Linked DNA regions of Homo sapiens: all the other regions are linked to region 1. Evidence: chromatin contacts called from ENCODE Hi-C or POLR2A ChIA-PET data. All regions are on one chromosome and are shown on one strand. Each heading gives the region's core, a stretch centred on a gene start or an enhancer-like site at or near the end of the contact. The rest is flanking DNA. Distances are from core to core; before and after follow the strand shown.

The links. A loop is a pair of places that touch in the nucleus more often than their neighbours do. ChIA-PET counts read pairs that join two places held with the same protein, here RNA polymerase II (POLR2A). Pooled maps may share reads with other maps.
Region 2: a map of CD4-positive, alpha-beta T cell shows a loop between it and region 1 (2.5-fold over the local background). The contact joins the promoter of HISLA here to the promoter of SPATA7 in region 1. A Hi-C loop is called at or near these places in 27 of 168 maps with a recorded cell type or tissue (A673, CD4-positive, alpha-beta T cell, CD8-positive, alpha-beta T cell and 19 more), 11 of 37 single-sample maps with no recorded cell type and 25 of 50 pooled maps.
Region 3: a loop to region 1 is called in a map of naive thymus-derived CD4-positive, alpha-beta T cell, with 32 times the contacts of the local background. The contact joins the promoter of TTC8 here to the promoter of SPATA7 in region 1. A Hi-C loop is called at or near these places in 1 of 168 maps with a recorded cell type or tissue (naive thymus-derived CD4-positive, alpha-beta T cell), 2 of 37 single-sample maps with no recorded cell type and 12 of 50 pooled maps. POLR2A ChIA-PET finds 5 or more read pairs at or near these places in 2 of 52 experiments (OCI-LY7 and SK-N-SH).

Annotation. Positions count from the first base shown.
Region 1 is chr14:88,384,365-88,387,064 of GRCh38, reverse strand. SPATA7 (spermatogenesis associated 7) reads right to left here and starts at 1,408. Exons shown (of 12, transcript NM_018418.5): 1 at 1,228-1,408. The coding sequence starts at 1,246. RefSeq lists enhancers at 1,216-1,535, 1,546-1,615, 1,646-1,725.
Region 2 is chr14:88,023,180-88,025,879 of GRCh38, reverse strand. It overlaps HISLA (HIF1A stabilizing long noncoding RNA), which reads right to left and starts at 1,330. Exons shown (of 4, transcript NR_046094.1): 1 at 1,211-1,330; 2 at 399-473. It overlaps LINC01147 (long intergenic non-protein coding RNA 1147), which reads left to right. Exons shown (of 3, transcript NR_110121.1): 2 at 2,104-2,205.
Region 3 is chr14:88,823,385-88,826,084 of GRCh38, reverse strand. It overlaps TTC8 (tetratricopeptide repeat domain 8), which reads right to left and starts at 1,434. Exons shown (of 15, transcript NM_144596.4): 1 at 1,264-1,434. The coding sequence starts at 1,377. RefSeq lists an enhancer at 1,423-1,782.

The DNA of each region.
Region 1 (2,700 bases), core at 159-2,658:
GCTAATGCCTATCAAGGTATTTTTGTACATTAAATGAGATAATTTGGAAATAGTTCCTAGTACATAGCAAGGGTTTAATGTTAGTTTATATGCAAAATTTCTTAAGATCATAAAGCGTTTTGATTTGCTTTTTCTGAAACCTAGGTTGGTGAAGTGTCAGAATAGTTTGCTGATCAATGAATAGTTATCTCCTACATTCGGAGTAGCACTTATTTTGATCAATGACTATATAATAAAGGCAGACTCATTCAAAGAAAGACATCAAGGAATCATCTAGCAGCTTGGTTTAAAGGCAGTCTTTTAAATAGATAAAAACACTGAATTGGGAGGGGCGGGGAGTCTATAAAGATTGCCTCATTTGACTCGAGGAAAGAATGATACTGGCTCAGAAAGTGTGAAAATGCAAATTATTTGGTTTGGGCCGATTTGTAGATATTTAAGATTGTATTTCCCCACCCCCAACCCCACCACATGATGTCCACCTGACTCAAGAAATCAGTAGAGAACAGGTGTATATGGTGAGTACGGATTGCTGCTAAAACTGCAGTCCGCTGACCAGCAACACCGCATTACTTGGAATTTATTATAAATGCAAAATCTCAGCCACCCCCAAGGGACCTACTGAATCATAATCTGCATTTTAACATGACCCTGAGGGGATTCCTATTCACAGAAAGTTACAGAAACCCTGGGTTACTCAGTAGCTTTGGGGGAGGTAGTTCGTTACTGGGAGATTTCGTATTTACTGACCACTTCAAATGCGCCAGGATCTTCTCTATATTATCTGCATTTAATCCTCAAGAACTCCATGGCCTGGGTATTTGACCCTCACGTTCAAGAGATAAGAAAACTGAGGGTCGTCTCCATGGAGAGCAGAGGGGTTTGATTTGGGGCCCGGGGAGGTCTGACTCCAAAGACCAAACCTGGTTCCTCTGCCTGGGAGCTACTGAGGTTTTAAAGGCTGCACGACCCTGAGTTCAGGAGACAGGGGCCCCTGGTGTCAGGGCGACAAATTCAGGGCAAAGAAGCGGACCTGCGAGGCTGGCAAGCAGGCTCTCCCTCTTCCTTTGCGCAGGCCTGGGCAGCTCCAGGCAACACTGGCGACTCAGCCAGGGGTAGGAAGCGCCCCAAGGGGCGGCCTTGCACTCAGCTGCCCGGACCCGAGGCTGGGAGCGCCGCCTGGAGCGAGGGGCGAGGCGGCGGTAGCCCCTGACAGCTGCCCTTTACCTCTCCGGCTGCCATCCATGCTTAGTCCTCTTGCAGCCGCCGCAGGGACACGCTGTATCCCCTTCGGTCCTTCCCGCGGCCGGGCCCAGCCCCGGCAGTGGAGGACTGGAAAAGAGGAGCCGACGGGGGCTGCAGCAGCAGGGAAACCGTTGCCAGGCCGTTGCTAAGGGCTGGGTCCAGTGAGTCGCTATTGTGACGTCACGGCGCAGGGGACGTGCGTTCCGCAGCCCCGCCTGCGGGATACCCGGTACTAGGAGGACAGTTGCGGACGGAGAGACCTGGCGGGGAAGGGGCATCGAGCCCCAGTCTGTTGCTCTGGGATCCTGCCAGTCTTCCGCAGAGCGACCTCCTGTCAGGATCCGAGTCACCAGCACCTGGCAGGCTCTGTCCCTGCGGGAAGAGCAGGGAGAGGAGGTGGACTCATCTGGCATCCACGTCCCCTGGGTCCCGGAGAAAAGTGAAACACAAATGTTAGCTGAGGTCAGGGTAACATTTAACCAGTTCCAAATAATTAAATTTCAAAGCAGTCCGTGAACTTTTGGATTAGTGAAAATCCTAGGGGTGAAAAACATCTACATATTTACATCTTAATTCTTAACCTTAATAATAAGTTTGAATTTCCTTTCTGCTCGCCAAGCTTCCCCGCTCCTGTCCCTGCCTCCCTTTTATCGTAAGTTTCAATCCATTTTTATTTATAATGGAAGAGAGCTGCAACATGAATAAGGGGTTGATTTATTGATGGCTTTCTATAATTTGTTTAATTTTGAAGCAGTTACCTTTGAATCCTTGGAAATAACGTCAGATCAGGGTAGGAAGCATTCTGTCATGTAAGACTTCTCAGCCCAAATGTCCATTGACATTTTGGGCTGGTTGTATAATTCTCTGTTGTGGGGGTGCTGTCCCTATGAACTGTTTTGTAGCATCCCTGTCCTCCGTTTACTAGAAGCAAGTAGCTTCTCAGAAGCAGACCCCACCCACTCCACCTCCAATCCTGACAGTCATAAATGTCTCCAGACATTGTGAAATATTCCCTGGGGGGCAAAATCGCAACTCTGTTGAGAACCACTGCTGTAATGAAAAGAGTCCTGGTTTTGGAACCAGATATGTAGAACTTAATTCTAAATTTTTTGCTACTTACCAGCTTGATCTTGAATTAGTTTCTAAAACTTTCTGAGCCCCAGTTTTCTCTTTTCTAATGTAGATTGTGAAAGTTGTCAGAATCAAAAATAGAGTCACATGTGTTAGAAAACCTGACAAGTGGAACTGGAGAAGGCCATGAAGGAGAGTTCTCATCCATGAATGCCTGATAATAAAACTATCACAAAATACTGCGAAAACCACAACCTTGCACAAAGACCTCCACCTTACCCAAAAAGATACTTCTATGAGGACATCTGTCCAGCAATTGTCTGTCCAACCTTGAACTGACATCACCCTTGTTATTGATGCTTGGAGCCAAGGCTAATTACCTCA
Region 2 (2,700 bases), core at 81-2,580, 360 kb after region 1:
TGAATTCCCAGAAACCTGGGACAATAAGGAAGTCTATTAAAAGAGCCTTAGCGACCAGCATCTTCAGGGAGGGATGGGGGTCAAGGAGCCAGAGGGAGGTGAGAGAGGATGAAGGGAGAGTGACCATTTTCTCTAAAGTAGTTTTTATTAAATTTTAACAGCTTCCAACCCGGGGTTCAGAACTCTAGGCAATGACCTAGTAGTCAGTAAGGCAGGAATAAATTGTGATAAGCCTGGTTCTATTATGGAAAACATTCTCAGCAAACTGCAGGGGAGAGATAGCAGGAAGATCCATGGCTAATGCACTGCTTTTAAAGAACTTTCATAACTCACTGGACACATAGGGATGTTATGTGCTTTTGCCTAGTCATGAACAGAAAATAAACACAGTTACTTACTTGTCAGGCAGAAAACTTGATTAATTTTTTTAAGCAGTAAGCAGAATCATAGGAAATCATTTCCTTCATGCAAGCCTGCAATAAACGGGAGGTGCATTTGCCACGAATTCATTTTGGTGTTCACATGGTAAAAAAATACTGCCACATGTGGAATGAGCCAAGTGGGCTTTAGAACTGAAGGGGACCAGCCCCTCCACACCTGTGGGTGTTTTTCGTCAGGTGGGACAAGAGACTGAGAAAAGAAATAAGACACAGAGATAAAGTATGGAGAAAGAACAGTGGGCCCAGGGGACCGGCACTCAGCATACGGAGGACGGGCGCCAGCCCTGGTCTCTTGAGTTTCCTCAGTATTAATTGATCACTATCTCTACCATCTCGGAGAGGGGGATGTGGCAGGACAATAGGGTAACAGTGGGGAGAGGGTCAGCAGGAAAACATGTGAGCAAAGGTCTCTGTGTCATAAATAAGTTTAAGGAAAGGTGCTGTGCCTTGATGTGCATGTACACAAACATCTCGGTGCATTAAAGAGCAGTATTGCCGCCAGCATATCTCACCTCCAGCCATAAGGCGGTTTCCTCCTATCTCAGTAAATAGAACGTATAATCGGGTTTGACATTGAGACATTTCATTCCCAGGGATAAGCAGGAGACAGATGCCTTCCTCTTATCTCAACTGCAAAGAGGCCTTCCTCTTTCACTAATCCTCCTCAGCACAGACCCTTTACGGGTGTCTGGCTGGGGGACGGTCAGGTCTTTCCCTTCCCACAAGGCCATATCTCAGGCTATCACATGGGGAGAAACCTTGGACAATACCTGGCTTTCCTGGGCAGAGGTCCCTGCAGCCTTCCGCAGTGTATCGTGTCCCTGGGTACTCAAGATTAGAGAATGGCGATGACTTTTACCAAGCATACTGCCTTCAAGCACTTGTTTAACAAAGCACATTCTGCACAGCCCTAAATCCATTAAACCTTGAGTCAACACAGCACATGTCTCTGCAAACACAGGGTTGGGGCTAGGGTTACAGATTAACAGCATCTCAAGGCAGAAGAATTTCTCTTAGTACAGAACAAAATGGAGTCTCTTATGTCTACTTCTTTCTACATAGACACAGTAACAGTCTGATCTCTCTTTCTTTTCCCCACGTAGAACTCTGAAATAAACATTGCAAAAAATCATACCCATAAAAATATTAATCTGTATTTCTTATGCTCATATTTTAAGGTTGAAAAGATCAATATAACATTAGTACTTTATCACTCTCAAATACTTTTATATCCAATATTTCATTTGCACTGAATAACAGATACCATTAGGTGGGCAGGGGAAATATCCTCCTATTAAAGACAAGGACACAGTCTCTGAGAGGTTATCTCATTTGTTAAAGGTCACGTAGCCTGTAAATGAAAGAACAAAAGTTCAAACAAACCTCATGCCTCCAAATCAAGAGGAAGCCTCAAGGGACCACACTGATACTGCTGTTAGATATGTTCACCGTCTCATGTATTTTGATGTTTACACAGGCCATTTTTAACATACATGTTTAGCAGTCAATGCCACTGGAAATCAGACCAGGGCATGTGTTTAGACATCTTATGGGTATTTCCCTGAATGAGCCCATGAATAGAGTGTAAAAATAGATAAGAAACTGACTTCCTGTTTGTTTCTCTGCTCCCACTTTTTGTCCTTCTTCCGTTGTGCCCTGGGAGGCTGATCTTAGGACCTACAACAAAGAGATTTCTCACTGGCTTCCTGGTGGTTCATTCAATAGGGAATTCCTGCAGCAAGTTGGAGGGAGGGAGGAGAAGCAGGTATGGATTTTTGTTTCTTTCCCTAGTTCTCATTTTAATGCCTGGCCATAGGCTGGCTATGCCTGGGGGTCTGCAGACAGACTTCTGTGCCTCCAGCTTTGGTAACCACCCCCTCTGCTTGCCCTCTCAGAGCCAGGGGCCTCAGGGTGCCCAGATGTTCTTATCCCCAGTTCACGCATCATCCTTGTGGCTTCCTTGTACCCTGCCCATCCTTTGTAAATATCTCTTTACTAAACTTTCCTCAGAATACCTGAATTTGAGTGATCTCTCCATTGCCTGCCAGGATCCTTCCTGACATTACCTTCCAGAATGAATATTTCTGAAGGAGTCTATTCTCTATGCAAAGAAACTCAATTTCTCACCATGTATAAAAGGAAATAAACATCGTTTTCAATGGAAAATAATGTAGGGGACATGTCTGGTGTCACAGGTGTGTTTGGACCACACAGCCCAGAAAGATGTAGTCATAGAAACAGACTCTTTTCTCTCCTTTGT
Region 3 (2,700 bases), core at 185-2,684, 440 kb before region 1:
ACCTGGGAGGCGGAGGTTGCAGACAGCCGAGATCGCGCCGTGCCACTGCACTCCAGCCTGGGCGACAGAGCGAGACTCCGTCTCAAAAAAAAATAAAAAAAAATAAAAAAAATTTAAAAAAACCTTGGAAAAATGCTTGTCTACAGAAATATAGTCCTATTAATTAATGTGAACTAACAACAGAACCTAGCTTTGTATTACCACTAACGTAGGCTGTTCTAAGAGAGATGTACTATCTGAAAGACAAAATGTTCATCTCAGCAGGTTATCATCCATCATCCATTTGCTGGGAGCTAAGGCAGAGCCTAGTAACAGCATTCACACTCAGGCCTCCGCTTTTGTAACTCCCTTCAATTTTCCATTTTTTCTAACATCTCCAAGGCAACACCACTAGAGGAAAAGCTAGGGAACTAGAACTACGTAGGTATATTCCGCACTTACTAAAAGCACTGACAAACTGCCGCAGCGCTACTTCTGTTCTCCCATTTTCTCCTTTTTTGCCTATTCCAGGAGCCACCTGCCCACCAGAATTGTACCGCTCACGTACATTGTATACTACCTTTTCCACTCGCTATACACATTACTCTAGTTTAAGTTCTCTTTTCATCAATGCCATCATTCCTTCTTGTAAGGAGCCTTTCTTTCCCATTTCTCCCTCCTACAATTAGAGCTTCCCTTGCCTAGGTAATTTTTTAAATAATGAATGTATCTTTCTCCCTCCTAGATTCTCATTCTTCTAATTTGCATATTTGCCTCAAGCTAAACTCATGGCCTCCTTCACTCTTGGACAACAGTCTAAAGATGAGGTGGGAGGATCACATGTTCGATCCAAAAGGAAGAAGGCAGCTATGTTAACAGGAGGTGGAGAGTCACAGATCTTTGTTTATGCATATTTTTTAGAAATTAACAACGCACACGCTGAGAGCTTAAAGCCCATCAATATGCAAGTATAAACGAATTATCAAAGTTCCTCGTCAAGTAAAGTTCAGGGCTCTCATTCTGGGACACGTATAGGGGAGGGGAGGCTGAAAATTGTGAGGAGGGGGCGGTCATGGCACAGAACTTGCTATCCCCGTGGACGTGGCGGACAGCGGACCCGCTAGTCACAGCTCCACAAGGTCTCGCTCCGGGCGCCTCCGAGGGCCGAACGGTCAGCCCCGCCTCGGGCCTTCCTCCCCGGCCTCCCAACCCGGGGCTGGGATATGCCCCAGACCCCGCAGCCTCAGCGTCAGGATGCACAGGCTGACGGGAGCTGGCCGGTACCTGGTCATAAGGGGACTTCTCCAGCATCTGCGTGCATAGATCGGCGCAGAGCTGGAACTTCCTGCGCCTAAAATAGCTCCAGGCCAGGAGCAGCGGCTCCATCTCCGAGCTCATGGCTGCCGGTGCGGCCAGCGAAGGCCCAGCGCTCCAGGAGAGAGGTGGGCGTGGAGTGAAGAGCTGGCGGCGTCCGACTCTGCCCGGCAACCCGCGACGGCTGGGGCCTTGTCCGAGAGGTGCCCGCAGCGCGCCTGAGAACAGGAAAAAGAAAAACAACCGCAAGCAGAACTCGGCTACAGGGCTTGCCTAAACTTGGTTGGAAAAAGATGTCTACTTTTAAAGGCTACAGGTTTCATTGATTTTGAAAAGAAGGCACCGCGGCTAAACAAAAAGGTAGTGAGTTAGACACCTGCCCCTGGGGTCCCCCACCCTCCCAGGAGGCGCAGCTGCCTAGCAACCGAATGCTCTGCCTGCCCTGCAGGTCCGGAAGAGTCCCTGGAGTTGATCTCTGTCTGGTGTCTGTCCTACTTCTTCCATTCGCTCGTTTCCATCCCTTTCGCTTTACCTTCCGATTCTAGAAATACAAACAAGTAAACAGCTTCCACAGTACCATCCACCCATCAAGACCTAAAGTCCTAAATCCTGAAATTGTCCGCTGTTTCTCGAGGTCCTTCCCACCGAATCTCAACATCTGAACTGCAAGTGGTTTGCTTTTACTCATTTTACAGATGAGAAACTGAGATAGACTCAGAGAAGAGAAATTATTAAAATTGCATTGAGTTAGGGAGCTGGAACTGCAATCTGGTTGACTACAAGTTGCTAATACATTTGTTAATTCGACTCACATGGTGATTCCGGATTGTAAATTGGTGACAGTTTTACCAAACTAGATAATGTGTGCAAAATAATAATAATAATAATAATAATAATAATTTTTAAAAGCTTTGTGAAACATCGTCTCCTGGCACTTGCTGTTTGGCAAGGGTTTACTTGTGCAGAGTGATTTCTTCAAACACAATTCTGACTTTTCTCTAGAAATTTGCACAGATGACAAATATGCTTAAAATTGCAATGGTTATGAAAAGAGAGGTGTGACCGGCTAAATCCAGGTAGGCTTTTCTCAAACCACTGGGGTCTGAGAAAACATTAGACATTCTATTTAATCCACATATTTATATTTTTCATAGGTATTAAAATGAAACTTATGCTTCTAAACTAAGAAATTTATTGTTACCTTTTATTCTCTACTAAGCAGTCTTTCTTGAATTGTTGTATTTTGGAAGTCAGTAATTATCAGGATTGTCATTGTTACAGTTAAGTGTATTGTCATTAGTCTATTTGTGTTCTCCTGGAACTGCCGGTAGAAATGTAATCTCCCTAAAGGTCCTAATGAAGCAGCCCATGGTTTCTGAGTGTCAAATTTTTAAGAACGCACATGCC